Regions from separate parts of the Mus musculus genome. Here regions 1, 2 and 4 are each linked to region 3. Evidence: chromatin loops called from intact Hi-C (ENCODE). Cell type or tissue: left cerebral cortex. All regions are shown on one strand.

Evidence for each region. Hi-C counts contacts between places; a loop is a spot of excess contacts. Peaks named below come from ENCODE experiments on the same cell type or tissue, not always from the same donor. Only the 100,000 strongest peaks of a DNase experiment are listed, where the experiment ranks them.
Region 1: it touches region 3 in a loop (4-fold over the local background); 13 of 42 quality-filtered maps call a loop at or near these places.
Region 2: it touches region 3 in a loop (6-fold over the local background); 6 of 42 quality-filtered maps call a loop at or near these places.
Region 4: a loop joins it to region 3, with 3.0 times the contacts of the local background. A loop is called at or near these places in 14 of 42 quality-filtered maps.

What each region holds. Positions count from the first base shown.
Region 1 is chr19:53,764,567-53,772,566 of GRCm38, reverse strand. All of the region lies in intron 1 of Rbm20 (RNA binding motif protein 20), which reads right to left. Gm30890 (a long non-coding RNA gene) reads left to right here. Exons shown (of 2, transcript XR_877920.2): 2 at 1,617-2,202. Among named protein-coding and RNA genes, the nearest start is that of Gm30943, 14 kb to the right of the region's middle. In left cerebral cortex, a CTCF peak has its summit at 3,926 (motif pointing left); a DNase peak (open chromatin) is centred at 3,915.
Region 2 is chr19:53,803,577-53,811,576 of GRCm38, reverse strand. All of the region lies in intron 1 of Rbm20 (RNA binding motif protein 20), which reads right to left. Among named protein-coding and RNA genes, the nearest start is that of Gm16299, 18 kb to the left of the region's middle. In left cerebral cortex, no CTCF peak of the experiment used is centred here; DNase peaks (open chromatin) are centred at 1,827, 3,240, 3,944, 4,127 and 1 more place; H3K27ac peaks cover 3,078 bases.
Region 3 is chr19:53,899,851-53,907,850 of GRCm38, reverse strand. It overlaps Gm30990, which reads left to right and starts at 3,247. Exons shown (of 8, transcript XM_030251154.1): 1 at 3,247-3,268; 2 at 3,779-8,000. The coding sequence starts at 3,247. The coding sequence ends at 4,980. Pdcd4 (programmed cell death 4) reads right to left here and starts at 4,500. Exons shown (of 12, transcript NM_001168491.1): 1 at 4,363-4,500; 2 at 296-402. The coding sequence starts at 338. In left cerebral cortex, CTCF peaks have their summits at 1,781 and 3,724; DNase peaks (open chromatin) are centred at 3,674, 4,035, 4,536, 4,920 and 1 more place; H3K4me3 peaks cover 3,628 bases; H3K27ac peaks cover 2,455 bases.
Region 4 is chr19:53,849,775-53,857,774 of GRCm38, reverse strand. It overlaps Rbm20 (RNA binding motif protein 20), which reads right to left. Exons shown (of 14, transcript NM_001170847.1): 10 at 7,587-7,673; 11 at 5,959-6,598; 12 at 4,140-4,271. Gm41863 (a long non-coding RNA gene) reads left to right here. Exons shown (of 2, transcript XR_877918.3): 2 at 988-2,477. Among named protein-coding and RNA genes, the nearest start is that of Gm41863, 6.6 kb to the left of the region's middle. In left cerebral cortex, a CTCF peak has its summit at 2,174; DNase peaks (open chromatin) are centred at 4,908, 7,014, 7,373, 7,744 and 2 more places; H3K4me3 peaks cover 218 bases; H3K27ac peaks cover 4,089 bases.

The DNA of each region.
Region 1 (8,000 bases), 140 kb after region 3:
CACATCCTTCCTGACGTTGCCTCTGAGTGAGCTGGTCCTTGGCAACCTTCCTTCTTAGAGATGGTCTTGGCACACAGAAGACTTGCTGTCTGTGGTCACTCTTCGGCTGCTGGGTGCCTGCTGTTTTAAGCACCACCACTGGCTAAGCCTTCAGAGTCCCCACCCCCACCCCCAGGTAATACCAACCCGCCTGACACAAGGAACACTCATGTTTTTCAGCTTTGACTTGCCTTGCAGCTGAAAACTTCTCACGCTCTTGGTTGGCAAAACATAGCAGAGTCTCCTGTTGGTGGATCAATCTCAGGAAATGCCTTCAGACCTCAGAACCACTAATTCCCTGCTCCCCATTGTCCGCTCTCTGATGGAAAAACAAAGCTGGCTCCACTTTCTCCAACACTCACAAGGGAACATTTCATCTCTCTGCCTCAGCCACTGCACACCATTGAAAATGTTCAGAGCGGTGTTTTAGAAGGTCAGGTTGGAAAATGTGAGCATGTGAGATTACAGCTTAAAGAGTTTAAACAGGTAAAGGTAAAATGAGTGCTGCTTCTCCCGCAAAAGTTGCTTTTCTTGGTGTATTCAAGAACCAACAAGAAGCCAGGCAGTGGTGGCACATGCCTTTAATCCCAGCACTTGGGAGGCAGAGGCAGGCGGATTTCTGAGTTCAAGGCCAGCCTGGTCTACAGAGTGAGTTCCAGGGCAACCATGACTATACAGAGAGACTCTGTCTCCAAAAACAAAAAAAAAAAAAAAAAAAAAAAAAACAAAACCAACAGTCCTGTGTAGAGAAGAAGAGGGCGGCCATCAGCTGGGAGTTGAGGGAGGTAAATATGATGAAAGCACACATTACACACTTCTCCAAATGAAAATATAATGAAGCCTATTATTTAGAACAATTACACACGCTAATGAAGTTTTGGTTAAAGGTAAAAATAATATCCTTCCCTCTATCCTTCCACCTATCATTTTGTGGAGGCCTCAGGCGAGCCCGTGACCCCTGACCCCCAGGAGTGAGTTGTCCTATCTACAGGAAGGAACAAAAATGCTTTCCCATGAAGCTTCCCAGGATGAAAGTGCTCCCTTAAGGGCAGAGGACTGAACACTGGGACAGAAAGAGCTCTGTGTCCAGGGGGAAAGGGGCACCCCCATGTACCTCTTCACCTTAGGCACTGGTTTCTGCACCACCATGGCCCAGGGGGACAGCAGGATCTGAAGCGGCCTGAGAAGCCAGGGCCGCTGACAGACCAACCACAGGGGAAAAGGATGTTTTGTGTGAATTGGGTTTTTTTGGTTTTTATTTGTTTGTTTATTTTTCTTCTCAACTAATACTTAACTCTCTTCTCCCTGTTGATGCACAGCCAGTCAGAGACCATTTTCAAGAAGTCTCACTTTCTATTCAAAAATAAATACAGATGCTCCAGAACTTTCCAGAACAGTACCAAGGGGACTTGCCCTTAACATTCAGTTTCCTGGTGGCTCTTATGCAGAGGGTCCTCTACCTCCTGTGGCATTACCTTCTGTGGTCTTCTTTAGTTACCTCCGATCAACTCTTGGGTTAGTTTCTATTTGTTTTAAGGCGATAATATATCCTAACTAGAAGTTTATTTCTCTCACAGATCACAGAACAGCCTCTTGGGAGAAGGGAAGGCAGAGGCGGCTCGAAGCCACCGGCCATGCTGCATCAGCCGAGAAACAATGAGATGAGCGAATGCTGCTGCTGAGGCTACTTTCTTATCTTATAGTCCAAGGTCTCACATCCAGAGAATGGCTCCACCCACACCTAGGATGGGTCTTCCTCCCTCAGTTAATACCATCAGGAAAGTTCCCCACAGTATGCCCAAAAGGTCCAACTCCCAGGTGATTCTAAGATAGTGAATGCTAACCCTCACAACTCTGGTCTGAAAGCATCAAGTGGGAAACTCCAGGAGGAAACATTGTATTAGTTTTGAATCTGTACCTGAATGTGTACCTCTGAGTGGCATGATGAAATGCCCTGCTACCCTCCTGTGCCCTGCGCCAATGTGAACCATCCTTTACCCAGCATCTCCACACAGTATAGACTTCCTGCCTTAGGTGCCTAGTAGTCTTGACTGCCAGATCAACTCCTGGACTACCACACTGTTTGCCTGTTTTACTTAGTAATGCCCCAAGACTCAAGACTAATGAAGCTGGCAATTTCAATAGTTTATTTTATAACTGTTTCATTTTGTTTCTACTTATTATTGATCTCTTATGTGTTAAGTAAAACTTTATCAGCTGGGCAATGGTGGCCCACACCTTTAATCCCAGCACTTGGGAGGCAGAGGCAGGAGGATTTCTGAGTTCGAGGCCAGCCTGGTCTACAGAGTGAGTTCCAGGACAGCCAGGGCTATACAGAGAAAACTCTGTCTTGAAATACCAAATAATAATAATAATAATAATAATAATAATAATAATAATAATAATAATAATAAATAAGTAAAACCTTATCATAAGTATATATACATGTATGTGTGTATGTATGTATAGGAAAATGTACATGATGAGAGCTCAGAATTAGCCAGTGGTTCTAGGCATCCATGGAGCCTCAGAATGAAAGCTCCTAAGTAAGAGAGAATTTCTGTCATCAGATCAGTGAGACAAAGAAATTGTCATTGACAACATACCGTAGACTAAACTCTAGGACTTAATCAGATATCTTTACTTTGTGCACACACTATTGTTTCTAAGACTTGCACAGGTCATAAAGACAACATGGTGTAGAGTTATTTATACCACAGTAATAAAATCAATAGCTATAATTTCAATGTTCAGGTCATGAGTGAGCCCAATAGTGCTTGCTTTATTACAATGAATCTTTGTTCCCAACTCAGTGGGATAGTTGTAGCAAAATCACATGACACCTCTCTCTCTCTCTCTCTCTCTCATTCTCTCTCTGTCTCTGTCTCTCTCTGTGTGTGTATGTGTGTGTGTGTGTGTGTCTTTAAGGTACCATAATAAGGTGGTAACCTTATTTTACTTATATCTTATTTTATGTGCCCACGTGCTTATCTAGTGCCCTCGGAGTCCAGAAAAGGGCATCAGATCCCCAGAGCTGCACTTATGGATAGTTGTGCACATCATGTGGGTGCTGGGAACCGAACACAGATCCTCAGCAAGAGCAGCAAGTGTTCTTAACCACTGAGCCATCTCTCAACCCCATTTTTTGGTTTTTTTGTTTGTTTGTTTGTTTGTTTTAAGGAACAACATTTATTCCTTTTCCAAATGTTACCATAAATATAGGTGGGAAAGAGTGGTCTTAGCAATTAGAAGAAAAGGTAAAAATCCTGAGGTTTGGTTATTCTAAGTTATTTACAATGATGGGAGAAAAAGATAGCTATTTCACATCACAGACCTCCCTGCTCCCCTAGGCCTAATATTTGCTTACCAAGTTGAAAAAGAGGCATGCTTGACTTGCAAGCTGGAGGTCTGAGCTTGAGTGAGACATTTGTCCCTTTTCCAGCCCACAAGCCACCAGACACAGCAGGAGAGAGCTTTAGAGACACTCAGGGTTTGGAAGTGCAACCACCCCTTCTTCTGGCTTGTGGGTTCAGGGTGCAAGATAAACAAAACCAGCTCAAAATGAATGTGGAGGAGAACCAGCAAGCACTTCGTGCAGGAGTGGGCGGGAAAGGAGGAGGGTCTCCGGCATTTCCTAGGGAAGCCAAACGGGCCCATCTTCAGTTGGCCTAAAGAGGAAGACCTAAAGAGGTGGATGGGAGAATCACCCAGAGGGAGGAGAGAGGCAGTGCTGCGCCTGGGAGAGAGCAACAAGCCTCTTCCTTTCTGAAAACAAGAAGGCAGCCAGGTAGAGACCCAGGATTTGCATGGCTTTCAGGGTGTTTGAGGGTGGAATTTGGTGCTGTTCTTGAATGATGCAAGGCACATTGAACAATGCCTCCATCTGGTGGTCAAAACAAAAATTAAGTAAAGCAGAGACAGCTGTCCATTCGACCTCCAGGAGTTGAGTCACCCTTTAAATTTATGGCGGAGGTGGTACTTCAACACACCTGTACTGAATGCTGCTCTAGGGAATGTTTGTAATGACAGTAATGGTTGCCTGGAAGGTTAAATATAAGTGCTTCGAAGCTCTTCCCATAAGAGGGGAATCTACATTCCCCAGCTTTGATCTGGACCTGCATCCCACTTGGGTTTTGAAAAGGAAGACACGTTCTTCCGGTCCCAGGCGCTGCAGGAGCCGCGGGTTACCGTGCAGACACGGCCAAGTCCAAGAACCACACCACACACAACCAGTCCCGCAAATGGCACAGAAATGGCATCAAGAAACCCTGGTCACAAAGATACGAATCTCTTAGGAGGTTGACCCCGAGTTCCTGGGCAACATGTACTTTGCCAAGAAGCACAACAAGAAAGGCCTGGAGAAGATGCAGGCCAGCAATGCAAAGGCAGTGAATGCGTGCGCAGAGGCCATCAAGGCCCTGGTGAAGCCTCAGGCCATCAAGCCCAAGATGCCAAAAGGCCCTAAACTCAAGTGGCTGGCTTTCATCGCTCACCCTAAGCTTGGGAGGCGGATTCAAAGCTACATGGCCAAGGGTCAGAGGCTCTGCCAACCGAAGTCTAAGGTTCAAACCAAGGCAGGGGCCAAAGCTCCAGCTAAGGCCCAGGCTTCAACTCCAGCCCAGACCCCCAAAGGTGCCCTGTGAAGGCCCCATAGAAAAGGCTCCTGCCAGTGTGAAGACAGACGGACTGTTGTGACACACCTCCCCACACACTATTTGCAGATGACCAGTGTCCTATGCTGTTCTTACAAATAAACTCAGGCAAGATCTGTTAAAGGAAGAAAGAAAGAAAGAAAGAAAGAAAGAAAGAAAGAAAGAAAGAAAGAAAGAAAGAAAGAAAGAAGAGAGAGAGAGAGAGAGAGAGAGAGAAGAGAAGAGAAGAGAAGAGAAGAGAAGAGAAGAGAAGAGAAGAGAAGAGAAGGAAGACACAAAAATAAAGCTAACGTCCATGCCTTCAGCTTCAGCCGCGGACCACCCCAACCCCCTCCAACTTCATACAATGCTGTCTTGGAGCAAGCCCAGGCTAGCCTCTGAGAGTAAGAGAGAAGGGGGCTCCTTCAGTCTCAGCTGCTTCTAAGACTATAGACATCGACATAAGCAGCCCCCCAACCCTCCACCCCGGCTAACTGCTCCCCAACATGGCAATAGTGAGCCTATTCAAGGCCATGTGAAACCTACTCAAGCTATAGCCCATGGAATCAGGAGAAATAATGCATTGTTTTAAACCACTGAGTTGTGGGATAACTCAGAATGCAGCAGCCTAGAGCTGATACACACCCTCCAATTTAAGATGGAAAGCCTGTATGTTGGATTACACACTTAAGACTCATTATCAGAGCTGGGCGGTGGTTGCGCACATCTTTAATCCCAGCACTCGGGAGGCAGAGGCAGGCGGATTTCTGAGTTCGAGGCCAGCCTGGTCTACAAAGTGAGTTCCAGGACAGCCAGGGCTGTACAGAGAAACCCTGTCTCAAAAGAAAAAGAAGAAGAAAGAAAAGACTCATTGTCACTATTTTATACTGAAGTTAAAAGCAAGGCGGAATCGACTTTACCCCATGGTGACTCTTTACCAGGGAGGCAAGGCCTTAAGGCCTTAGTGGGGACAGAATGACATGTTTCCTGCCCTTGGGGCAGGACCAGTAAGTCAATGGCTGCGGGGCGGGGGGGGGGGGGGGGACTATAGAGCTTGTTTATACAATAAGGTACATATTTTACATTCCTCCTTCAAGGAATGTCCTCCCTGTTAACATTACTGACTCCATGATAACCAGAGAGAGCATGGTTCTTGGATGTGAAGGTGTGGCTAATATCTCAGCAAAAGGTTAAATGCTGGGACCTTTCAGGACAACCCTTAAGGCTGTGGGAAAGAACTCTAAAACATGGGTTCAAAATTATATAATTTCTCAACTATGCAAAATATAAGGATGCAATATGAATTATGAGGGGTTTCATGGATCTAAAGGAACAAAGGCAGCTGCTTTGTGAGCCAACTTGTCAGAAAGATACAAAACCCATCATAATATTCAAAGGAAGGCAGATTCCTGAGTTCAAGGTCAGCCTGGGACCAAGCCAATTTAGATAAATCCAGGTGTGGTAGAAATAGTAATTTCGGGACAGGGTCCGACCCAGCTAGCTTATTGTCTTTGCTTTACAGAGGCAGGCAGATCTCTGATTTTTTTTTTCAATGTTAAAAGAAAATGTGTGCTTGCTGTTTCCTAAGGATTAAGGGGCAAGGGTCAACGGATGCTGAATCATAGGATAATCAAAAGGAAACCTGGAGTAAATGACTGGATTGATATGTAAAATAGAAGACTGTAAGAGATGAGCTATCCAGAGAATTGAACTGTCTCCAGCAGAACAGAGAGAGAGAGAGAGAGAGAGAGAGAGAGAGAGAGAGAGAGAGAGAGGGACGGAGGGAGAGAGAGAGAGAGAGAGAGAGAGAGAGAGAGAGAGAGAGAGAGAGAGAGAGAGAGCTGTCTGGAGATCTCCAGAGAAAGGAGATCAGAGAGAAAGAAAGTAAAACAGAGAGAAAGCAGAGACTGGAAAGCTGTGGCAAACAGAGCATAGGACGCCACCTTCACCATGATTTGACTTTGAGCTGTTTGTTTCCTGCTCCCAGACACCCCTCCCTCAGAACCCCTCTCCGAGTTGAGGCTTGGCAACTCTTGGCTACTTTGTAAACACTGACAGTTGTAAGCTCTGACTTTGCTCTCCGGATGAGTTACATTATCATCCTTCATCCATCAGTCCATCACTGAACATGTTGAAAGGGGATAAGGTATGTGAAAGACCCACAACGTGAGGACTCCCCCACGTTCTGACTCAGGAGAGGCGACACCCCAAAATCACCCACAAGAAACGGTCTTGCTGCAAACTGCAAGAGGATTTTTTATTTAAGAGCGCTCTTGGGCCCATGGTCATACACCACACAGGGGTAGAGTACCATGGCGCCCCGAGTAGCTGGATAAGGGGGTATTTAAAGGAAGAAACCACAACTCAAGGAGGTGGGAAGGGCGTTGTTGGAAAATACCAAAAATACCAGTTAAGAGTCACAAGGAAGTGCAAAGTTACAAGAGTCACGAGGAATACCTGGTAATTGTGAGGGTTATTTCTCAAGACAGTTTCTAAGAGCCCCTAACAATAGCACATTTGCATAGCGGGTTCCTGCAATGGTCAGGGTGACTTTCTTTGAATGAGCAGTCTTTGAACCCAGGAAGCAGGTGCGGGGAGGAATGTCGCTATCTGTTTTATGATTAGCATACCTTCACAAAGACCACATTCCCAAGCCTGGGCCTAAAGGCCTAGAATTTTGTTTTTACTTTGTTATGCTTTCAGTATGCACTGATGATTTGACATTGAATTGGTTGTGATGACCCTTGGGATGGTCCTGGCTGTTGGAGGAACCAGAGGCACATCCATCCTAACAACAAAGTGGGTAAAAAGTTAGAATACAGAAGTAACTGCCCTGGGAACATGGTGGCTAGGGGGTACATTAGCCAGGATCCAGTGGAAGGAAGAGAAAGCAGGCCAGATTCTCTTAGTACAGGAGAAATTTACTCCAGGGAATGTATTACACACATGAGGAAGCAAACAGACAAGAGCCCTGTGTCATGTTTAGTCACTGCCAGAGATGCAACCCCAAGGAAGGGAAATACCTCTCTTGTCACAACCCACTCACTTCCTAGGATCTAGCTCTGGCTAAACTCAGCAGAAGCCCTGGACGTGCATCCTATAGGAAAGACTCCACAGGATGAGCAGAGCTTAATGGGCGTGTAGTTGACCTTATTCCATCCAAACATCCCTCCCTCCTCATCCCCACGCCCAAGGCAGAAGAATCCTTCACCCCGGGGCGATTCTAGCTTGCTGTGACTGTCAAGGATCGTTTCAGCACAGAAAGCAGGACTCCTTCTGCACCCTTCTCAGGGGAGCAGCCTCTCAACAAACATCTGGTTATGTTGGGGC
Region 2 (8,000 bases), 96 kb after region 3:
TCCTGAAACTCACTTTGTAGACCAAACTGGCCTCGAACTCAGAGATCTGCCTGCCTCTGCCTCCCGAGTGCTGGGATTAAAGGCATGTGCCACCACGCCCGGCTTCCTGTATGCTATTTCTAATTCTTTGTTAATAACTCCATGATATAACTTGCCATCTTCTACCAGGGCCCCAGAACCCCAATTCACCATCCCTTATGGCCGTGTTCTCATGATTAACCTACCCCAAGGAGTCTTCTCCTCTCTGCTCTCCTTGTGGTCTCTGCTTCAGACCCCAGCCGGGGACGGGGTGAGCACCCAAGCACCACTCACCTCTCTTCTCCACAGCTAAAGGCTGTTGTCATCTTTATTAACCAATAGTTCCAAATTAAGGAGCAAGATTTGCACAACAAGAGCTGGTAAATGTGAGAATTCACTCATAGGCTTAGACCTGCCAGTACAGAATTGAGCATTTCAGTACATAGCAATGGACCAAACCTCCACAGAATCTGCCACTAATCCTGACTCTCTGAGATTGGTTCCTTAGCTCCCACATAGTGGAAGGAGAGAACTGACTCTCACAGACTGTCCTCTGACTTCCATAAGAATACTATGACACATGCAAATGCATGCCTGTCCCAATAATTAATAATAATAATAATAATAATAATAATAATAATAATAATAATTTGTAGAGATTGTGTCCTGAACCATAAAAACCAGCCCAGCATGCTAACTCCTCACCCCATCATTTTAGTGGCATGAGAAAGTCCATATGCTCCTTGCTTTGAAAAGTATGCCAGAATAAACTGTGTGTATATTTATGGCACATATTTTCATCCTAGTCCTCATTTTAAATCCAAAAACAGTAAAACAGCTTTTACATATCAGTAGTATACACAGCAACCAAAAACCCTATAAGTGAAAAACAAAATCTAAATTCGAGGTAGTAAGTGCCAGTCAACTTTCACAGAATCTTAGGAGAAATGGGAGGAGCCGGTCTGCCACATCGCTCTGTGGCCTTGTCCGTTGACTGTATTGTGTTTCTGGGCAAACAGAGACTGGACTGTCTATAAATGAGACAGGCTTTCCTGGTGAATCTGCTATAAGCGGTTTCCACAGTCGAGGCTTTTGGCTAAGCCATATTTTCTGTGTCTTAAGGTTCCCCTTGCGGGGAGTGGGTGTAACCAAGAAATGTGTTCGGGATGCTGGTGAAATGGAATCCCAGGGCACCTGAACGCGCCAGTGAAATCTGAAGTCTGGACTGATGGACCAGCCAGGCTGCACAGCCAATCTCCTTATAAAGCAGGCGCTGGGAGGGAATGCACAGCTGGGACACATCTGTCTCCACTGTCCCAGGCCCTGTGCGATAAAAACTCAGAGCTGATAAGCTGAGTGGGGGCGGGGAGGGCCACAGCAGGCAGAGAGGGTTGGAGAGGGTTGGGGTGAGAGAGAGACAAACAAGGGTGTGGGCACACCGCACCTCCCTCCCTGGAGCTCCTTTAAGGGAAGGGGGCTCATGCTTGGAGAAGGTAACTGGGTAGGACCATCTCCTCCAGTAAGGCTCCTGGGACCAGTGTGAGCTTTTTGGAACTTCAAAAGTCACACAGGTCAAGGGCCACGCAGGATAGGTCATTTTCATCTCAACTTTGTAGAGCAGGAACCTAGAGCTCTAACACTCACTGCCATTAAGTAAAGTGGATGAGCCTATAAGACTCGAACCCCAACCTGGCAGGTACAGTAGGAGCCTCGCAGCCCTCCTCCTCCCTCCGGCACATATCCTCCTGGGCTGCTGGCTTGTTTGGTTTGAAGTGAGATCCCAGAACATGAGGCACACCCACGCTCAAGAACAAGAACAAAACACACTGCCAAGTCAGATTTAAAAAAAACCAAGCCTTTGTTCTTTCCCTCTTGTGTGAGGAATCAAAAACTTTCTACAAGTTCCTGAAGAGAGATACCCAGGCAGCATGCAAGCTGCACTCTGAGGCGCGCCTGCTGCCTTTTAAGATATGGGGAAGGAGGAGGGATGGCCTTGTGCACTCTGGGGAGTTGCGCTGGGGGCATCTCAGCTTCATGAGCCCTTGTGTGGTATGGCACCATCATGGCTGTAACAGAGTGGGGAGGGGCTAACAAGAAAGGAGGGAGGGTCCCGACTGATGAATGATTATGCCTTGTGTACTGTCAGGTAGCAAAGCTTTAGAAGGCAAACCCAACAGGGCAGCTCCACCCCCAGGCTTGGCCACTACACAGATTGTCCTTACTGACAAGGTGTTAAGGAGGTGCCAATGTGTTTCTTATGACCAAAGGAGCACAAAGTTGGTTTTGTTTTCCCCAGAGAAGGCAGCTGTGTTTTTTAACCTTTGGTTCTGGGCTGGAGCAAGTCCTTGCTAGAGGTTTTCCTCCTGGGTGTTGAAAGGTTATCTAAAGAAGAGCCATCTCCCCAACAAGGAAAAGCAGCCATGCAGTGTGGCAGCGAGTCAGATGTGGATACGACTATAGAACCTCGCTGTTCATACCCAGCCCGTAACTAGACCCGAACCTCATTGTTCAGACCAGGCACACACGAAGATCAGAACCTCACCATTCAGACCTGGCACAACCAGACCCAGGAGCGGGTCCCCTTCTGTTTCTGCTTTAATCTTACAAATTCTTACTGTCCCCAGCTTTATTCAAACTTGCACAGAAGTGATTTCACACAAATCATCCACACAGAATATATCCCTTTTAAACCAAAATCTTAGGTGAGAAAAAAAAAGACTAACTGTTCTATCTAAGAAAATAAAAGTCGTAAAATACTTAGCCTGCAAGAGTTAATAACTTAGCCAGGCTTGGTGGTGATACACGCCTGTGATCCCAGAGCTGGAAAGATAGAGACAGGGGGATCAGATGACTCAAGGCTAGTGTTGAGTTTGAAGATAGACTGGGTATGATAAGACTTCTGTCTCAAAAGACAAAAGAAAAAAAAAGGAAGGAAACGAAGGAGAATGAGAGGGAGGGGGAGGAGGGAGGGAGGGGACAAGGGAGGGAGGGAGGGGACAAGGGAGGGGAGAAGGGAGGGAGGAAGGAGGCCACACAGTATTCTAGGAGCGTCTATTTCAAGGTTTACTGCTGTTTTAAGAGAGTCCCCAGAACACGAGGCACACCCACACTCCAATCCAAATACAAACACGTTCCACAGCCAAATGAAGATGACAATGTTAGGCTTTCTCATTTATGTAAAGACTCAAGCACACACACACCCCCTCCCCAAAGAAAGCGGTGTGTCTTGGAGAATCTTGCATTTCCCAGCAGCTTGGTGGCTGTGGCAACCGCCAGGAGCTAAGCAATGAAGACCTTAAATGGCTGTGGCTTCTCAGAGCCCGGCGGCGGCTGGGAGACGAATGCGCTTTATGTGAGTACAGTGCCTGAGTACTTCAAGATGGGGCTTCTAAGTCTACAGCCTCCCAGTGCCGTTGCACACCTGGGTATAGTCACTCACCGCCCAACCTCAGCGTGGGAGATTCAGTATGCTTCTCCCCAAGTCTAGGTTTAGTAACTGAATGGATAGAGGCTGGAGAGATGGTTCAGCACTAAGGAGCACTGGCTGTTCTTCCAGAGGACCAGCTCCCAGGTTCCCACATGGCAGCTACCAACTAACTGTAACTCCAGTTCCGGGGGGTGGGTGGGGGGGAGTTCAAGGCCACCTTCTGGCCTCCGTGAGTGCAGCACACATAGTGTACAGACATGCATGCACCTGTAAGTGTCCCCGTACGTGGTAAAGAGGACTTTACAGCAGTGATTCAATTAAGGATCTTGAGCTAAGAGAAGATCACCTTGACATTGCCGAGGTGAGCTCTGTGTGACCACAAGAACGATGAGGGGGAAAGTCAGAGAGATGGAAACACTCATCACAGAAAGGGAAGATGATGCGCTGATGTCTGTGCAAGTGGAGGAAGAGACTATGAGCCAAGACAGTACAGGAAGCCTCTAGAAATTCAAAACAGAAAGGGAAAGAATGTTCCTGAAGAGCCAGGGCAGAGGCAGAGGCATTCTTCCTAACAGTTCCACTACAGACCTACTGAGAGGGATCTTAGAATCTCACTCATCTATGATGCTACACACTATCAGATTTGTGGTGATTTGTTACAGTGGTAACAGGAAATGAATACAGTTTCCCCAAGACATCGATACTGAGGGTGAGTCTGTTTAGAGAGCTGAGGTGGGCCTGCATGTTGTGGGCAGGAAGTGATCTTGCTAGAAGTCTGGGTAGCACAGACACCCAAGAGCCTGGGAAGCTAAGGTTATATACGCCACAAAACAAGGTCACCAGAGGACTCTGCAAAGCCAGCTAGTTTTTTTCACTCACAGCAGTGGCAAACAGAAAAAACATAGAATTGCACGCTTTTAGGGTCCATTCAATCCCTTATTACAACACTGAAAAGTTAACTTGTCCTACGGCACACAGGTGGCTGCTGATGAAACCTCATGGAAACTTCTGGTCACCTCAGCTTCCCAGGCCTGGGAGGATTACCTATCCACCTCACCACCTCAGCTTCCCAGGCCTGGGAGGATTACCTATCCACCTCACCACCTCAGCTTCCCAGGCCTGGGAGGATTACCTATCCACCTCAGCTTCCCAGGCCTGGGAGGATTACCTATCCACCTCACCACCTCAGCTTCCCAGGCCTGGGAGGATTACCTATCCACCTCATCACCTCAGCTTCCCAGGCCTGGGAGGATTACCTATCCACCTCAGCTTCCCAGGCCTGGGAGGATTACCTATCCACCTCACCACCTCAGCTTCCCAGGCCTGGGAGGATTACCTATCCACCTCAGCTTCCCAGGCCTGGGATGATTACCTATCCACCTCATCACCTCAGCTTCCCAGGCCTGGGAGGATTACCTATCCACCTCAGCTTGAAAGGTTATGTTCACGCACACTGAGTTCACTGAGTACATTCCACATGCAACACTTGCAAGCCTCCCACCAAGAACCGGGGAAATTGAAGGATGTCCTTCCTTCCTGTCTGTCAATCCGTCCATCTGTCTTTGCGACAGTGTCTCTGTGCATTGTTCTGGCTGTCCTGATTCTCCAGAGGCAATGACCTCAAGAACGTCCCTGTCTAGAAAGCGCGTGGCTCAGGATTCAGTCCACATCTTCTTGCCTATACCAGGAACAGCTGCACTGTTTGCAGCCATCCCCAGCAGATTCGAGGCTGGGCAGTAGGGAAAACAACACAGTAGCGCACATGCTTTGGACCGGGAGTGGCAATGTCTGTCAGACGCCCTCCCCTGAGCCTGATCCCCTCACAGATGCAGCAGCTGACTGCACAGGCTCTGATTTACCAAGAAGCTTGGGAGGGCTCCAGTGCCCCCAGGCTGAGGTTATGTCTCTGAGCCATTAATTGCTACAAAGAATTTGCAGTGTATAATTAGCTTTAAAACTCTAGTAGTGTGCTTAGAGAAAAAAATTAAACCAGTGTTTCCCTGAAGAGTTTTCAAACTAAAGTATTAGAGAAAGACAAACTAATAACCCTTATTTTGTTGGGATGTAGAGATGTGGAAGAAAACCTGCCTTGAGAAAGGATGTGCAACCTATTGTTCCCGTCAGGAGAGTGTGCCTGTTGTCCCAACTAATTGTCCCAAGATGCGATGATACAGTAGCCTTTGGCCAGAAGAAATGGGTTGCATCTGGCCATCGAGACACATGCCCATAATTCTACTACCAAGAAGGTAGGTAGAAGGAGGTCATTAAAAGTTTGAGGCCAGCCTGATCTACATAGATTTTCTAGGTTAACCAGGGCTATAAACAGAGACCTGCAAGGGAGGCAAGGATTGGGATGATAAAAATCTTCATCCTGCTCTAAAAGTAAGACGTTAACGACACACACAGGACCCTGCTCTGTCTGACACAGTCTTTCAAAGGACCAGATATTCCTTCAGAACTTTAATCTTTTAGCCTGTGTCGACTGGCATCTGGTGTGAGCTATGCAAAGCTTCCAGATGTGGATACATAAAAGTGGAGAAAGATAAAGAAGAAATCAAAAGGGGGGGGGGGGGAACATGGGGAAAGAGACTTCCCTGAGATCACAGGAAGGGTGTGGTGTGCTCTGACTGAGGAAGCTCACGCAGGACAGATTCACACTGCCCTTTGCAAGAAATTTAACCAATGAAAGAAAAGAACAACCCAAGGGCTTCCCCTCAAGTCTGAACAAAGGCTTACAAGGTCCTGGGTTTGACCCAGTGACAGGTGTGGAGACACATCCGCAGTGTGTGACTGATAGAGGGAGGGTCACCTGTGGTCAGGGACCCAGGTTGCCATCTACCTGTTAAGAGATTAGGGGACTGTTGCTTAACATTTCCACCTTTGGGATTGATTTTTTTTTTTTTTTTTTTTTATCGGTGACAGAAGTCACTGTGTCCAGGCAATATCTCAGGCTGGGGTGGTCACAGCATCACATTGCCTTGGTCCCAGTGATTGCAGGGACACTCAATGATATTTTGTTGATGATGTCAGGACAGAGATTCACTGTCATGCCCGGCTGCTAAGCTAGCTGTTAAGCCATCACCCAAAGAGAGGCTGATTAAGAATAAAGCCAGCCCAGAGGGCAGTGACTTCGAGATGGGGCAAAGGCAGCAATGGAAGATTCCAGGGGCTCCCTGAGCCCACTGTGCCTGGCTGTATACTCCGGAGTCTCCCATCATAGTTCCTTAATTTGTTTAATAAAAATAAGAATGTTGGTCTGGAGAAATGGTTCAGCGGTTAAGAGTGCTTTCTGCTTTTGCAAAAGACTGCAGTTCAGTTCCCAGCACTCAAGCAGGCAGCTCAAGATTCCAGTGACAGAAGACTAGAAGATCTGGTCTCTGTGCACACACACACACACACACACACACACACACACACACACACCATACACGCACATAAATAAAAACAAAACCATAAAACCAAAAACCATTCATGTTACAAACTGGCTGTGGTGACATCCTGTTATCCCAAAGTTCGGGTGACTAAGACAAGTGAGTCAGAACTCACCTTGGGCTCCACAGCAAGACCCTACCTCAACAACACCTCTAAAAGACCACAGTCTGTTTAAATGATCTGCATTTAACTCTCTCTGCTCTTCTCCAAGGCCCACACTGACCAGGGTTCTCTGGATCCCACCAGTATCTTCTGTGGAAAGGCGAGAGCCAGGAAATTGTTGCAGGGGGACCCTGGGCATAACCTTGGTATGAGCATCCACCAGTCAAAGACTTTGTTTCTAGAAGGTTCTGAAAACAGAATACTCCTCCATCCTTAGATAAGAGCACAGCATGACCACAAAGCCAGGGTAAAAGTGAGGTTTTGGAGGAGAGGCCCCCACAAGGTGGAGTGTGGTCTGAGGGACTCTTTTTCAGGGGCAGGGATCCAGCTCTGGCCACAGAGATGTTCCACACAGATGAGCAGCAGAAGCAGTCTTGGGGTCTGTGCAGTTTCCAATGACTGTGACACCTTCAATACAGGACATGACTTTTGCAGCACTGAGCTGGCTTTGTGCCAGACATTTGCCCGTAAGGGAACTCCTGTGGGTATGGTCCCTGCTGGTCGCTCTGTTGGTGGGTGATTGGATCACAAGGGTGCTAACCTCATCAACTGATTAATCTATTTATTGGCTCAGTTCTCATTTAAGAGGGTTGTTGGGAGATGAGGTCTGGCTGAAGGAAGGGGTCACTGGAAACGTGGGTCTGAAGGGTGTCCTGCCCCAATCTATATTGTACTCTGGCTCCATGAAGGAACAGCTCTGTTCCAGCATGCTCTCCCTACCATGAACCTTTGCCTGGTGAGGTCCCCAAAAAACAATGTCGTGAACCAGGATTACTGGAAGCTTCTAAAGCTGCAAGCTGAAATAAATTTCTCTCCCCTCAAACTATTTCTAACCCCCCTTTTATAGTTATTTACTTATTTTTATTTTATATACATTGGTGCGTTGCTTGTATGTATGTCTGTATGAGGGTCTCAGGTCCCCTGGAACTGGAGTTACAGACAGTTGTGAGCTGCCATGTGA
Region 3 (8,000 bases):
CACATGACCTCAGAATAAAGTGTACAAGTTCTTACTGTGTACCGTAGCATCATGCACACTGTCCCTGCTAAGCGCACCACACTCAATACTTTTAAATGCAAATATTCCAACTTCACTAGACATCTTTCCCTGTCTTTTGAAGATCTTTTACGAGTTTCTGCTGCCTTTTTGCAGAGCTAGGATACCTTATGCATGGCTAAAAAAGTACTTTAAACGTTTTACTCTCATTTTCCCCACATAAAATATGGAATAGTTTCAAGTTTGGTCACAAGGCAGGGGTTAGGACACTACTCACCAGTGGGGTTCACATTCAGTGTCTGCTCATTTTCTATATCCATTTTTCCTTAATTTCGCTTGCACTGATTATACACAACTTACTAAATGCAAGTCTTCCTTGAGGATCTATTTAAAAAAAAAAAGAAATGAAAAAGGTTCAACGGCTTCTAAACTGACACAATTAAAGTCAACTTACTTGAATAAAATGAAAAAAAAAAAAAAGCCTAAGTCCCTTTTTAGGAATTTGCTATGCTTTCAAAGTTAATCAAATTAATACTTAGCTCCAAACTTCTCCAAGAGCTTTTCTGAGACAAAGAGAAGGAAGAAAAAGATTGAGATAAAAATGCATCAGATTTCAGCATGTGCCAATGAATCCCTTAAATGTAAGGTTTAAAGAAATGTTTGTAACACACATAGCTTTTAACTTAAACATACACACCAAATCTCTTAAGACTCCCCCCACCTGTGGGTGTGTGGGTGTGGGGGGGGGTGTGTCTGGATGTGTGTGTGTGTGTGTGTGTGTGTATGTGTGTGTGTGTGGTGTATGGTGTGTGTGTGGTTGGTGTGTGTGTGTGTGGTTGTAGTGTGTGTGTATGTGTGTGTGTGGTGTGTGTGTGGTGGTGTGTGTATGTGTGTGTGTGTATGTGTGTGTGTGGTGTGTGTGTGGTGTATGGTGTGTGTGTGGTTGTGGTGTGTGTGTGTTGTGTGTGTGGTGTATGGTGTGTGTGTGGTTGTGGTGTGTGTGTGTGTGTGTGTGTGTGTGTGGTGTGTGTGGTGTGGGGTGTGTGTGTGGCATGTTTGTGTGTGTGGTGTATGGTGTGTGTGTGGTGTATGGTGTGTGTATGTGTGTGTGGTGTGTGTGTGTGTGTGTGGTATGTGTGTATGTGGTGTGTGTGTGTGTGCATGGTGTGTGTGGTGTGTGTATGGTGTGTGTGTGTGTGTGGTGTGTGTGATGTGTGTGGTGTATGTGTGTGTATGCTCTCAAGTGCTTGCAAGCCACACTGTGTTTAGGTAGCTGTGCAGAGTAGAAGTAGGCACTAGATCCCCCAGAGCTGGACTCACAGGGAGCTGTGAGTTAACAAATGAGAATGCTGGGAACCAAACTCAGGTCCTCTGGAAGAACATTATGCACTCTTAACACATGTTCCTCTTTCCAGCCCACATTTAATACAGTCTTAAAGTTAACTTTACATCCACATACAGGGACATAAGTATTGGGTAACTCTCTAACAAAATCTAAAATTTACTCCAAAATAAAAACAGCAGTTTTGACTAATCAAGAATATTTCATGTACTGATCTTTTCTGACCGCAGCAGCAGCTGTAGGGTCATTACCCCGCCCACTACACTTTTTATGAGGCGCTGAAACAGGAAGACGTTTTTTAAGTAACCCTTTCTCTTATGTGATTTATATTCAGCATGTCGCTTCTATAATCTAAAATTTTCATTTAAAAAAACACTCAACCTACTTTAAGAACAAATAAAAGGCAGACGTGGTAAAACCACATCTGTAATCCAGCACTAGAGGCAGCACAAGCAAGGATCGGCAGGAGTTTAACACCTCCACAAGCGGCCCTTGTGTGCTGTGGTGGAGAGCAGACAGGTGATAGAACTTAGATGACACGCGTAAGACCCTTTAGCTCTATATCGTTTTTCTCTAAAAGGATATTAACTTGTGAAACAAGAATAGCACCTGATGTTGAATTCATGTCGTAACTGTTAGGCTACATCAAGATGTTATCATCCTGCCCAAGAGAACATGGTAAAAAGCATTCTCTAATTCTACTCAGAATTAACTAACATGCAAGTCTACATGGCTGCTTACTTCATTTTAAACAACTTAGGATCTAGAAAAATGAATTTTAAAATAGATACACAGAGAGTCATACAAATATAAGACCAAGTGTAGTTTGGAAATGGAAATTTTTGCTACCTTCCATGGCTGAAAAGGCCATGTCCTGCTTTCCTTCAGTGTGTGCATGAATTACATGCTAGAGAAAGTCTGTCAGCTCTGATGTGATTTGAATTTAACACTGTGAAGTGTGATTTTCATTCTAGATGCAAGTATAGTCTCTGAGGAAATATTTTCTGCAGCATCTGTCTAATAATGGGGGAAATATAAGTAGTGCTTATCAAGCCCTTTGACATTCACAGTGAACTAATTGTGTAAGCATTATTTCATGAGCTTCACGTATTCCCTTTGCACACAACTCAAGAGGTTTAGAAGGAAAGGATGTTCTCTGCAAGGTTGTTCACACTGGGTGAACGACCACGAGAACCCAGACGCTGTACATTCAGTACATGAGCTTAGAGTGCCTTACAAGGAAGTCCTTCTTAGGGTTAACAAAAAGCAGCTTTTAACAACGTGGACTTGTACACCAACTGTTAAAACTGCTTTCCAATCACTAAAGATATGATACTGAAAACAGCTATCAGGAAATAACTATCACATGATATGATGTTTTATTAATTATAACAACCAAAAAATAGTTCTATCTCCAGACCATAACAACTGGATCAAGCAGTCAAGACGCAGACACACCCATAGCTTCACAGCTGTTCTAAAGGACAGTATGTGACACTCTCTTCAGTGGGCTTTTTTTTTTCTTTTAATTTAACGATCCTTAAAATACTTACCTCAACCTTAGGCAAAACAACAGCAACAACAACAACAAAAAAATCTAAATTCCATTTGCTCCACACTAATCTATACAAAATCATTTCCCATGGGGTAAGGGGAAGCTATGTATACAGCTAAAAACGATTAAGCTGAAATTAACTGTTATCCAGTGCATTTCCTAAATGCCCGATAAATTACTTTGACATTTTGGAAGTCAAGTTTAGACCACATGTTAACTAGAAAATGACCTTAATTCTTCCCTGGGATGCAGTCACATTAATTAGCAACTTGCATTCTGCTAAGAGCACTCTACAACAATAACGCAAAAGCAACCACTACTGAGAGCAACCATGTACATTTATTTTTGCAGCCGTAACAAGTATTTTATTTTCCTCTACTCTTACCACGAGATAGATATAGATATATAGATAGATATCGCACGCATATTATGGATATAAATACGAGCACGAATATATATGCTAGGGCCTTCCCCTAAAATTTCAAACTCTTAAATCAAGAGTATTACAGCTGTGAAGCTATCAAAATGTCTTAAACGCAGCTCGTAGGCCTCACACCCACCCCTCACCCAGGCCCGGAGCCGCATTTTGAATCATTCATAGCAGGTAGTCGACTACAGAGGCTGGTTTACAGAGCCAGTTCCCAAGGAGGGGCTCGGGGAAGATAGGCGAGACCTACATCTGCAGTTCTGAGGCTGTTCAGGGAAAGCAAAAACAAAAAACCAAAACCAAAAACCAAAAAGCACGCCCTCTACGTACATTACAGTAGCGGACAGCCACGGGCAGCAGACACAGCATGCGTTCACAGAGAGGGGGCTCCCTTCTCGGCTTTGTTTTCTCTAGGTTGTATTGTACTTTTTTTAAGGGACCCTGTACAGGAGACTGCAAGGAGGAGTTGGCACAGGGCCGGGAGGGCAGCTGTCCCCGCCCCGTGCCCGCACCGACCGACGCCTGTCCCGCAGGACCCCAACCCTCCGGCAGCGGGCAGGGCCGGCCGAGGCGGACCAGGCCTCGGTTCGGGGCACCGACCCCTCACCGGATCTCCGTCCGGACGACACCCCTCTCCTACCGTCCCGTCCCCCGCGTCCAACTGCGTCGGACCGGGCGCCCGGAGGCTCCTCTCACCGCGAGCGCACGCAGCCACGCACGCCCGGCCGCCGGGGATGGGGCTGCGGAGGAGGGGGCGGGCCCGTGCTGCAGCTCCCCGGCCCGACCGACCCGGCCTCGGAGAGCGAGCACCGGCAGCTCCCCGCAGCCCCGGGCGTTGGGCGAGCGCCGGTGGCCGGAGGGCTCCAGGGCCAGCGTGGACAGGGACCGAGCGTCCCGACCCCCGCGGCGAGGCCTCCACGCCCCCTCCCCCTCCCAACGTGCGGCAGCCTCCGCCGACCCGGGCCTAAGGGACGAGGACGCCGCCCGCCCGAGCGTGCGAGCCGCGCCCACAGTACTGACCCCCTCGGGCCGCCGCCGCTCGCCCGGGTCTCCGGTCCGCCGGGCCCCGACCCCGTTCCTCAGCCTCCGCCGCCGCTGCCTCGGAGCGCCTCTGGCCCCGCTCGCTCTGTTTGTTTTTGTTTTGTTCTACCCAGTAACACGGGGGCGACGGCGTGGCGTCTATTGGCCGAGAGGAGGACGTCCCGCAGCCAATCGTGGCGGCCGAGCTGCAGCCGAGGCGGCGAGGCAGAGCTAGGGGAAGTGAGACGTGGAAATAGGGGCGGGGCTCAGGGGGGCGGGGCGCCGTCGGCGCATGCGCGCTGGGCTTGGGACCCGCTCGGCCACCAGCCAGAGTGGGGGTTAAGTGCAGAGGGCCGGGTTGTGAAAGCGGGCGGAGGGCTGTGCCGGGCTGGGGGCTGGGGGCTGGGGCGCGGCTCGTGGACCAGACCGGCCAGTCCTCTCTACAGGGCGTCTCAGCCCAATTCTAGGGCGGTTGTGGATTTCCTGAGGTCCCCACTATTTCTGGGCGTCTGGGAGAATCTGCAACCACTACTTAACTTCTGCCCGCTGGTCCTTGCTCTCGCGTGGCTCCTGCCGTGTGTCCACGTGCTCAGGAAGTTTCTCGCAGGAAAAGCCTAACCCCTTTGAGATAAAAATCGCTCCCTTTTCCCAGATAAAGAGATACAAAAACTGAAGTCCCTTTGCTAACCAGCCAGGCCACTATGGTGCTTGCATTCTTTCCAAAGCTGGGTTTCTCAACCATGGCTATGGTTTGTGTATTGAATCAGCCCTCTCTAGCTGTCTTCTGTGACGTTTCCTTCTGGCTGCCATCTCTAGCCTTCATTTTGTCTCGGATGTTATCGCCTGAGATAATGTGCAGCACCGTATGTTCTTCCTGTGCACCTGGAAAGTGACTGACCTGCTTTCTCTGGCCATGTTTACCTTTAGTCTGAATGGCAATACCAGAATGTTTCCCTTGGTCTTTTCAGAACTGAACTGCTCGATAGCAACCACCATCCCCTAACGTGGGCCTTTCTACCCCGGCTCTTACTGCCTGGTGTTATCTAATGTTCTTCACACACACACACACACACACACACACACACACACACACACCTTCACAAGCTCCCCACTGCCTCCCTGGAGTGCCTGCTTCTCAGCAGACACCCTAGAGCCCACAGTGCGACTTATAGGCTTCAAGGCTATGTCTGCACACCCTAACCCCTGGATACCCGTCCTCCTGAACCCACTTGGACAGCTCACTGCTCCGCATCCTCCCTTGTGTCTTGCCAGGTCTTTTATCATATCATCTCGAAATGTCTCTCCTAGATGGCCTCTCTGCCTGGTACATCTTATCCAAGTCTCTCAGCCTCCCTCAGTCTTTATCAAGTCTCATGCCAGTATGATCCATTTTCTGAAACCTGATTCCGCGGAGCACCAGCCAGTCTGCAGGGACTGAGGACATTCTGCCCGGCATTGTTTCATCTGAGTCCCAGTCCTGGCTTGTCCCACAAGCCCCGTGTCTCACTCACCCTTAGTATGGTGAGCTTGAGAGGTGCTTTGTAGATATATTATACCCATGTAATAAGTACGCCTTGTGCGAGCTCACAGAGAATCCCAAAAGTCAGTAGTCATCACCGGCTCTTGCTCGGGACTTCCTCACATGGCCAGCATCTAAAGCGTCACTTGGCACATGCTACTACATCCAGGCTTTATAAGGCAACTATCCCAAAATCAGGAGATAAGAATAAACAACTCCCATTTTTAAAAGGGAATCTTGGACCTTTAAAAGAGTCTGTTTAGGAAATCTGCCCCCTGGGAAAATATTGTCTAATTGCTCCCTGGGGGGGAAAAAGGCCTAGTAGAGAATAAAACATTCAAATCCCTTCTGCTAACCATCTCCACCCTCACCCTGATACCTGAAATTCCCAAACACACCTTAGTATGTGGTTGACCAGTTTGGACAAAATAGGAATGATGTTCTTGTCCCAGCTGCTTAGTCTCTCTCTATAACAACCCCACTCTCTCCTCAAGACTTGTTTCTTTACCAGTAAAATTCAGAAGTACATGAATTTTTGTAGTACTTTAATAGGCATCCTGAAAAAAAAATGTAGGGGAGAAACTGTTTCATGGCCACGTCTTGGAAAGAACACCTTTCAACCAAGTTACATTTTCCTTTACTCCTAACTCTTTGGCAACTTTGGTGGCCAGCCTATGAAACTCAATGTCTCTCTATTTATTTAAACACAGAACTCTTTTTCTTCAAGATATCCTGGAATGTGTTGCAAGAAACCACTTTGGGACTATAGATGATGACAGACACTATCACCGACATTCCTTCCAGCCACACTGGATCCAGGAAACCTGTGCTGTTACAGCTAAATGTTCTAAAAGGATAAACATGAAAGAAATGCACTAGAAATAGGAAAGTAACCAGGTACCAAGAACTCTTGCAGAGCAAATCAATCTGCAGCTATTTATTGGCTGCCCAGTCTGTGAAAAGCACCTAACTAATCCAGCTGTGCTCTTGGCAAACTATAAAAGAAGTCATAATCTACTTCAAGGGTTCTCTGGGATTCGTTCAAGTCCTAACACCTTGAGAGGCTCTGCCAAGAACTTAGATAGCACCACAGGAGTCCTGGGAATGATGAACAAGAGACAACCAAATTTTCCTCTAGTGTCAAGGAAGGACTCACTCAATGGGGTATGGGCAAAATAAGAGTCGATCTCAATCGAGGATCTGTCTGTGGTTGCAAAGCTTTGATAATGAAGTTTCCCTCCATCCCACAGGCAAGAGTGACGCCAGATGCCAGGCACGGTCACACCTGTGATTCCAGCAGTTAGCAGAGAGAGGCAAGAGGACTTCCATGTGTCCCAAGGCCAGCCTGGACAACCGCATGAAGCCATCCACTAATCAGAAAAAGGACAGAGAGATGGTTGGTGTTACGTTTGGCACACGAGTAAATGGCCTAGAAATACAGAAATGGAAGTCAAACCGCCGAGGATCCTGCGGCGGTGACCTCGGGGCTCTGGACGAAGCCACATTTGAGATCTGACTCTTAAGCACTGTTCTCACCCTTGCAAGAAACTGAAAAACATCCGCCTTTCTGCAGTGAGAGTAGTAGTGCACTTCCTTCCAGAGAACTTGCAGATCCAACTGGCATCAGCATCAGCCCCGTTTGCCTGCACCCATCTCTTGGCCCCCTTTTTCAGAAGACAAGATTTGAGGAATTTCCACAAGAAGCCACGGCATGTCTCCTTTGGCACAAACGGTGAAACCTGAAACATGGCCTGAAGAGGAAGCTGCAGAAAGAACCTTAGGGAAGCCAGCTGACATTTGCATTGCTTTAAGGTTTACTGAGCACTTCTCTGTATACTTTCACCACTTCCCAGTATGTGGGTAGGACACTCTGTGCTTTAGAGGTGATGGAGGTGAGACAGAAGTAATCACGGGGCTTTTATGTGGAGAGCAAATTTGGGGAATTCCCCTACTTCAAACCTTTCATTTGATGAGTAGAGAATTAGATGCACGGGAATTTAGTGAGTTGTCCAAACCCTCATAACCAGTTACGATCAAAGCCAGGATAGGAAAGAAGGTCTCAGTGCACGGGCCATGTAGGAATCATATGGACAGGAAGACTGGCCGTCTGGAAGCCAGG
Region 4 (8,000 bases), 50 kb after region 3:
TCAACCAGAGGGTTACAGCTACCAAATACATGGTTGTGTACGAGCTCTCAGCCATTGAGTAAAGTTTCCCACCACACCAACAAAAGTAAAGCCAAGCAGCTCAGAAGCCACAGTAGTGATGTGCAATGGCACTTAGGGCCACACAGGCCCTCTACACTTAGTTATGTCGTGACCTCAGAGGTGCTGGTGACCTGCTCTGCACTGTGTTTTCTCTTCTGCACTACTGCCACGTGGTGCTATGAGGGAGCACCTGTCACCTCACCCGGTGCTCGGGAAAACATTAATTTAGGAACACAGAATCCAAACATCCGAGCATTGGCCTTCACCCACCCACCCACCCTCCAGCCTTCCTTTCCCAAGGCTGCCCAGAGAACCATTTCCATGGTTGGGCAGTAACTTTCTTCCCAGGCCCTGCCCAGTGGGTTAGGTCAATATCAGTAATCAAAAGAGAGCATTAGAGAGAGCTGAGTGGAGACAGGAGGATTCTTAGATAGGCCACAGTACAGCCCAGGGGTGGGGAGGGCACCACAGCGCCTGCTACCATGCTCTCAGCGAGCCTGAAATGTAAGGACCAGAAAAATGGCAGCACGGAGGATCACTCCCGTAGCCATGGTGAGATCAGGAGCCCTCCGTTTCTTCAGGTTTTATTAAGTACTGTCATTAAAGCTGCGTTTGCCTCCTAATAATAGCTCCTGGCATGGGTAATTATGACTCCGTCACCCTAGTAAAGCCAGCGTTGGAGAGGGGGAAGCTCACTTTTTTGCCAGCGATGCTATTTGGTTATAGTAAGAGCAGGCCTTGGCAGGCTCATGCTGGCTGGAGTCAGAGTGCTGGCCTGAATCACACAGGCAAAGCCCTTCTCCAGCCACGAACACCCCCAGTCTGACCTCTCGATTCTCCCAATGGGGGGCCCTGTCCTTGACAGCCTGTATTTCACCTCTGTGTTTGCCACAGGGGCCTGAATGTTGTCTCTCATGTTTCTCGAAGTCTCTCTGCAGTAGTGACCAGTTCTGTGGTATAAAGGGTTTGCAGCCCCAGTGAGAAGAAGCAGGGTGGACCTCGGTGAAGAATAATTCCAAACAACCTGCCAGCCCTTCCTAAACTTCTGCTACTGGAAAAGCTCTGAGACCTTGCAATCATTTCCTCCTCAAAATTAGTCGACACCGAGGATTCTTTCCGCCAGGTTCCCAGAGACAAACAGCTCAAAGCGAAAAGGTTAAATACGTTGCTATTTGTCGTCCAGCCACCGAGCAGCAGAGATGGGATTTGAACCCAAGGATACCCGTGCTCTTCAGCACAGAAATGGCCTTTCTTTTCCTGTGCCATCAGACATCCCAAGTTCCAGAACTTGCCGTACGATCCTGAGGAAGGATCTTTAGTCTGTGCACTTGTCAAACACAGAAAACAGCAGCATCCCGTCCTGGAGGGTTTGCGAAAGTAGACAGCAATAAGCTATCAGCTTTCTACGCTAAATGAAGATGATGCATAATGGTCCAAGCTAGAAACATCTCCAATGCCCATCACCAGGTAGGCAAACAGAAATGTGGTATATCCAAATCCATAAAGCAGCACAAATGCACGCCTATGTCAAAACTGACCAAACCACACTCTTTACATATGTGACCTTTATTGTACGCTAATTATACCCTAATCTGGCCCTTTACAAAAACAAAATCAGATACCGTTTTCCTCCTAACAGCTTGACAAAGATTAAAAACTGCTATCTGGAGTTGGCAACGAGATAGAGGACGGGAATTCTCCCTGGAGTTGGCACTGAGAGCTGTGATCCTCTCTTTGGAGTGTAATTTAGTAGCAATTATAACCTTTTCAATGCAAATGTATATGGCCCCACAATGCACCCATGCTTGGCTAGCATCCCATGGCATCCCCCTGGCATGTGCGTGAAGTGAACCAAAGCACACCTGTGGGCTGCAGCAGAACACAGAGACTAAGACACAGCCCTAGAATTGGAATCCCTGCATCAGCCCTCCCAGATCAGGAGGTTTGTTACTGCATCCCGGATGTCTTACCTGTAAAGCGGGGGTTTAAAGCATCACCCGTCTCCTCAGTGTGTGGGGGGTGCTCAAATAACGCATACAAAGCAAACACGGGGCAGAGACGACAGATAAAGAGCTAAGCTGTCACCACAGGTTCATAATGGAGAAACAGACAAACAGGAAACTACCCAAGTACTCTGCAGTGCAGGATCAGCAACTGTAGGGGCAGATTTTCGGGTGGAGTGATTCCAAAAGAGCGTGCTCTCTGTATATGACATGAAGTGATTCCCACGACCTAGACCTACCACTGGAAAAAACACGCAAAGCAACGTGTATGGGAGGGAAATCATCTGAGAACATGGTGGTGGCCACCTCTGGGGCTGGAGAGACAATTAAGGCCATCAATATTGACTTTTTTATTTGGTCCTTTTTAAAATTTTGCTATAATAAACCTTATACAGTAAAGCACAATAATGGAAAGACATGTCTTAAAAGGAAGCACTCTTTATTTCTGCTGTGTCACTTGATTCCAAGTTCTGGCTTGAGACTTTCTAGACTCTCAGTTCCCTCAGGGTGTAGGGAGAGCACCACGTGATCCAGTGAGTGTTTGCTAATGGCTGAGCTGAGGTCTCTGAAAGGCAGGTTCTGCAACTTCCGAGTGCAGAGTTAGAGAGCCTGAGAGCACCGGGATTCACCCTAAGGTCTGTCTGTCATCTTTAGACATTGTTTGCATTGGGAGGGCATGCCGACCTGAGTTCTAATCCCTGACACTCTTATAAAAAGTCAGGCATAGCAGCACACTCCTGAAACATCAGCATTGGAGGGCAGAGAGGGGCAGATCCCAGGACATGACTTGCCAGTCAAGCCGTAAGTGCCTGACTCAAGGACATAAGGTGGGAAAGATAGAGGAGGGTCCATCTGATAGTCCTCCGGACTCCATATCACATGCACCAGTACACATGCCTACCCACACTCATGTGTACGTGCCACACATGCATGCACACATACATATATATATATACACACACACCTACATACACACACATATACATACACACATACACACATATACACACATACACACACATACATACACACACGCACACATAAACATACATACTCACACACATACACACATATACACACATACACATGCACACCACATACACATACACACATGTAAATTTTGTTTGAGAGATACTATGCAGCAATTCTTTAAGAACAAGATTTGTCATTTCTCAAATCTAATTCTATAAAATGGCATACTGAGAGTAAAGAAATCCAAGAAAAGTAATGGAAACAAGGCTGGAAAGAACAAGCCTACACTGGTGGGTCTTCCCTGGATGATGACATGTCATCAGTTTGTCATGCTTCCTTGTGACACTTTCCCAAGTGTCCCCTCTGAACAGCTAGCTGATCCTCTTTTACCCCTTTAGCCCCCAATCTTTCAGAGTCAATGCAGAGCTCACAGATCTTGGTCCAGGAGGTTCTTGCTAATACACCACCCTGACACTTCCATAATTGAAAACCCACCTACTGCTTCAACCCCTGCTATTGATGAGGAGACTGAGGCTCAGGAAGGCAAGACTTGTCTGAAGACACAAGAACATCCATGACTAGATGGACAAGGGCCTGGGTCTCTTCCCTGTACCCTCTGTCAACTTCAGTCTATTCAGTGGCTCTCGGAGACTCAGAAAAGCAGATCTATCAAGGAGAAAAGTCACGGAGAACTGTTCTGAGACAAGGACACGAGGGAAGAGAGCAGAGAGGGCGTTCATTTTAGTTGATGGTTTGGAAGTAGCTGGACTTCTGCTTTCCTGCCTGAACAAGGCCTGGGCTTAAAGTCTCTACACAGTCAAGAAGCAAGCACTCCCTGACAGGGAAAGGTCTTTTCTAGTAAAATCTTAATGCTGTGCTGTCCACAGCTTGGTCACCTAGGTATCAGATCTACCCCAGTGCCTGAAACCACAAGCACCTTTACCATCTTGCAGATCTGGGCTTCTGCATCATACCTTTGAAAGCAAAGACAACACAAAAGCCAAGACAACACACTGGCAAAGGCCCTCTTGAGCTTCTCCACACTGCTTTAGAACTGCCACTTCCTGGAGCTGAAATCCAGGAAGGGCTGTGGACTTCACCTACCTAGAGGAATGCTAAGTTCACTGAACACCTCCGGTTCCCAGGAAGGCAAAGAAAGGGGCTCTTTCAGCTCCGCTTCGGTGAATTCTGGCGATCTCACGTTCAGAGATTTCACTTCCATGTACCTGGGGTTTTCTGCAAAACATGAGCCCGTGGGATGGGGGATTGGAGATATACACACACACACACACACACACACATACACACACACACCACTCTGGGTCTCAAAGAGTCCCTGTAATCCTGCCCAGTGTGCTGTGTGATTGGGAATTGTCCCTTGGACTGCTTAATCACATGGTGCTGGGGGTAGGACCGCTAATTAGAACCAAAGTGCTATAATTAAGAGCATTTTTCCATTGCCAAAAAAATGCCACACACAATAAAACTTGGCACATCTTTGTACTTGGCACACAAGGATGGATTGTTAATGCCTTCACTTGGATGGTCCGCCCTCCATTACCCCCAAAATCAGGATCACTCCATCTCTACCAGCCGGAGGATCCTTGAAGGGCGGAAATTATGCTGACATCTGCTAAGGGTGGCCAAAGAGGCCACGCCGACATCTGCTAAGGGTGGCCAAAGAGGCCACGCCGCGTTTACCCCACGCTCGTGAAGCAGCACTGTTAAATGTGAGGCTCCAAATACTGGGAAAGTTAATAAACCCTGGAGACTAGCACTGGCTCAGACCCATATCACAAAATAAAAGAGGCTCCGTCAGAGCCAGTGAAAATGCCAGTGCGTTTTATTTATGCCTGCTGGAGATGGGCTGGGCCTCTGTTGCTCTAGCAACAAGCAGGCTGATCAAGGAGGTTTCCATGGAGACTCTGATCCCGGCAGGTGAAAGACTGCTCAGGTCAACTTGACATGGAAGAAAGCCCAAGCCTCGGGCCACCCACCAGCTTGTGCTGACACAAGGCTCTGGGTTGGAATGTTTATTTTCTGGCCTTTCCTCTATATTTTCTGCTCTACTAGTTTTACTTCAGCCTTGGTGATGCTGAGAACTTTCTGTAAAATAAATCTCTAGTTTATTTTCACTGTTAAAGAGTCTTAAGAAATACTCACCCACCCTCTACTCTCCACCCCACCCCCTTACACACACACACACACACACACACACACACACACACACACACACACCCTGGATGGATCTGTTTCCATCTGGCAGAAAGGCCATGGCTTAGCCCATTTTAGGCTCCTTAGTTCATGATGTCACAGCCCTGAGCATAGACACAACCTCACCTCCAGTAGGGTGTTTCTGGGATAAGTCCTGCTCCACTATCAGACCCTGGAGAAAAGTGGGTCTGAGATAGTTAGAAGGGAAGCAAGCCCTTTACAAAGCCATCTCCCTCCCCGTGTGTCATTCTCTCTCCACCACCCCGTTCCGTACCTCCCCCCCCCTCCCGCCGCATCTCTCCTTCCCCCCTCGCCCCCGCATCGCAGAAATAATTGCCAAGGGTTTCCACCATTCAGGAAAGGGTGGCAGACCATCAAAAAGAACCCAAGCTTTTTTGTAGTAAAAACTCAACCTGATCTTAGTTGCCCATGCCTAGGTGGGACCCCACAGTGCAGAGAAATCAAGTCGAGGTTATTCCCGGAACACAGGGGGCGCCTGCTGGATTTCTTCTACACTATTTGCTTTAACATTCTAGCCAGGCCTTCGGAGGCTTGCTTCTATTAGTACTTAACTTTCTGTCTTGGCCTTAAGTAACTCCCATCTATCTGTTCCAGCCTGCACATACCCACATGTCCTGAGGGACGCGGTGGTCCAGTCCACCCTACCACCCATGAGGGAGAGGAAGGTAGCCACCCTCAGCCAACACACCTCGGCAAGCCTGGCTTTGGAGGTCGCTTTCAGTAGGTGGGCTGGCTTTTCCTTCCAGGGGGCTGGCTTCATGAGACCCATCTTCTGGGGACCCCCTGGCCTTGCAGTCATCGAGAAAAGGGCTGGACTGCCGGGCCCGCTCATCTGCTGGCTGGGGGGAGGACATTTGCTGCACTGCAGGGGCCAGACTCACATCTGAGTCCTCCTCTCCTCTTGCCTCCTTCTCGTAGCAATTTGAGACCTCCAGTGAGAGGCCTGTCTCGCTTTCAGCTGGCTTCCGCTCAGCATCCAGATTTAGGCCAGGCATCTCCAGGTCCGTGTCATTGGGACAGCTTGCGGAAGTAGACGGCACTTGTCCGGGCAGCTTCAGGCTGAGTTCTGCGTCTCCGTTCCCTAGGGTCTCTCCCTGCTTGGTGAAATCTTTGGCCAAGTCCAAACCTAAGGTGGCCGTTACACAGGTACATATTTTAGGGAGGGTTTTGTCTTTCTGGTCAATAGGCACAATTTCTTCCAGCTCTGGTAAGTCTGGTTCCATGATGAAATCTTCCTCGCCTACTTCGTCCACTGTGACCAACTCCTCCATGTTGGTGGGGTACCAGTTGTCCCCCTCGGGTTCACTCCCACTGTCACAGTCTTGTCCCTGTATGAGGATGTAGAACAGGTGTCATATGGTGGCTTAGAATACTCAAACGTCAGCCATACGCATTGGCTATAGGAGCCTTCATGTCGGAAAGACCTTGAGCGCTTCTCCTGCTCCTTGGGTTCTTAGGGGATGTGAGCCCCTCAAGCCTCACTTATTCAGTCGCCCCCCAAGTGGCACAGGCTTCACAACAAGCCCTTGCTGCTTGATTTGCCACGTTTTGAATGACACAAAGAATCCTTAACTTTGCTATATAGTAGCTATTTGTGACTATCTCTGAATGAATGGATACATTACAAATGGACGTCACTAAAGGTGGCTGGAGAGAATCCACTCACAAACTTCCTCCAGACTCCCTCTCTCAGCAAAGGTGCAACTTCCGCCCACACTCTGCCTCCGGTATTTTTCCCTTGGTGTTCCCAGCAGCCCTAGGGCTTGGCACACAGATTCGGAAGATTAGTGTCCCCTGACCGGAAAGGCATGAAGCTGGCGATCATCCAAGGACATTTCGTTTGCCCGTGGAAGCCCAGCCCAGGAGGACAGTAACTGGATTTTGATTTTTAACTAAGTACAAATAATCTTTCTAAAACACACAGAGTATGTCTCATTAATCTCAGGGTCTTGGGCCTGCTGAGGTCAGGGCTTCAAGTTGACTGCTTGTGTCGTGGACCCACTAAGGGACCTGCCTATTTTGGGAGCCTGGCTCTGAAGTCTGAGTCTTTCTTGGGCATATGTTTTCTTTTAGCAGCACAGCCAAGTTGCAGGAGAGGGGGGCGGAGCCCGGGCGTGCAGCTAAAGATCTCCCCAGAGGAGACATCGAAAGACTTCCACAGAGCTGTTTCTCCAGAGAGCACTGGGGCCATTGGTACAAGTGCTTGTGAAGACACGAACACATCCCATACGGCCGCTGTCAGGCAAAACCGACCCGGTGACAGAGTCTCTGATGCTAATATATGACACCACCACCAAGATGGGGGTGCAAACTCACCTTCTTTGTCCTTGTGTTTTCTGGATCACAGGACTCTGTCCCTTCCTGCTGTATGCCCACCATGCCTTCCTGTTCCTCAGCTCCAGCCTTACAGGGGAAGAACAGACCAAACAAGACTAAGAGTAGGCAGAGGCAGAAGAGGGGACACAGAGAGAAGTAGAGAGATCCGCACGCTCCTCCCCCGACTCCCTCACAGCGGAGGGGAGGCCACTGCTTCGGGAACTGAGGCTCAGAAAGAAACATGCTCACTCACACTGACAGAAAAAACATTTTGGGGGCTGGTGAGATGGCTCAGTGTGTAAGAGCACCCGACTGCTCTTCCGAAGGTCCGGAGTTCAAATCCCAGCAACCACATGGCGGCTCACAACCATCTGTAACAAGATCTGACGCCCTCTTCTGGAGTGTCTGAAGACA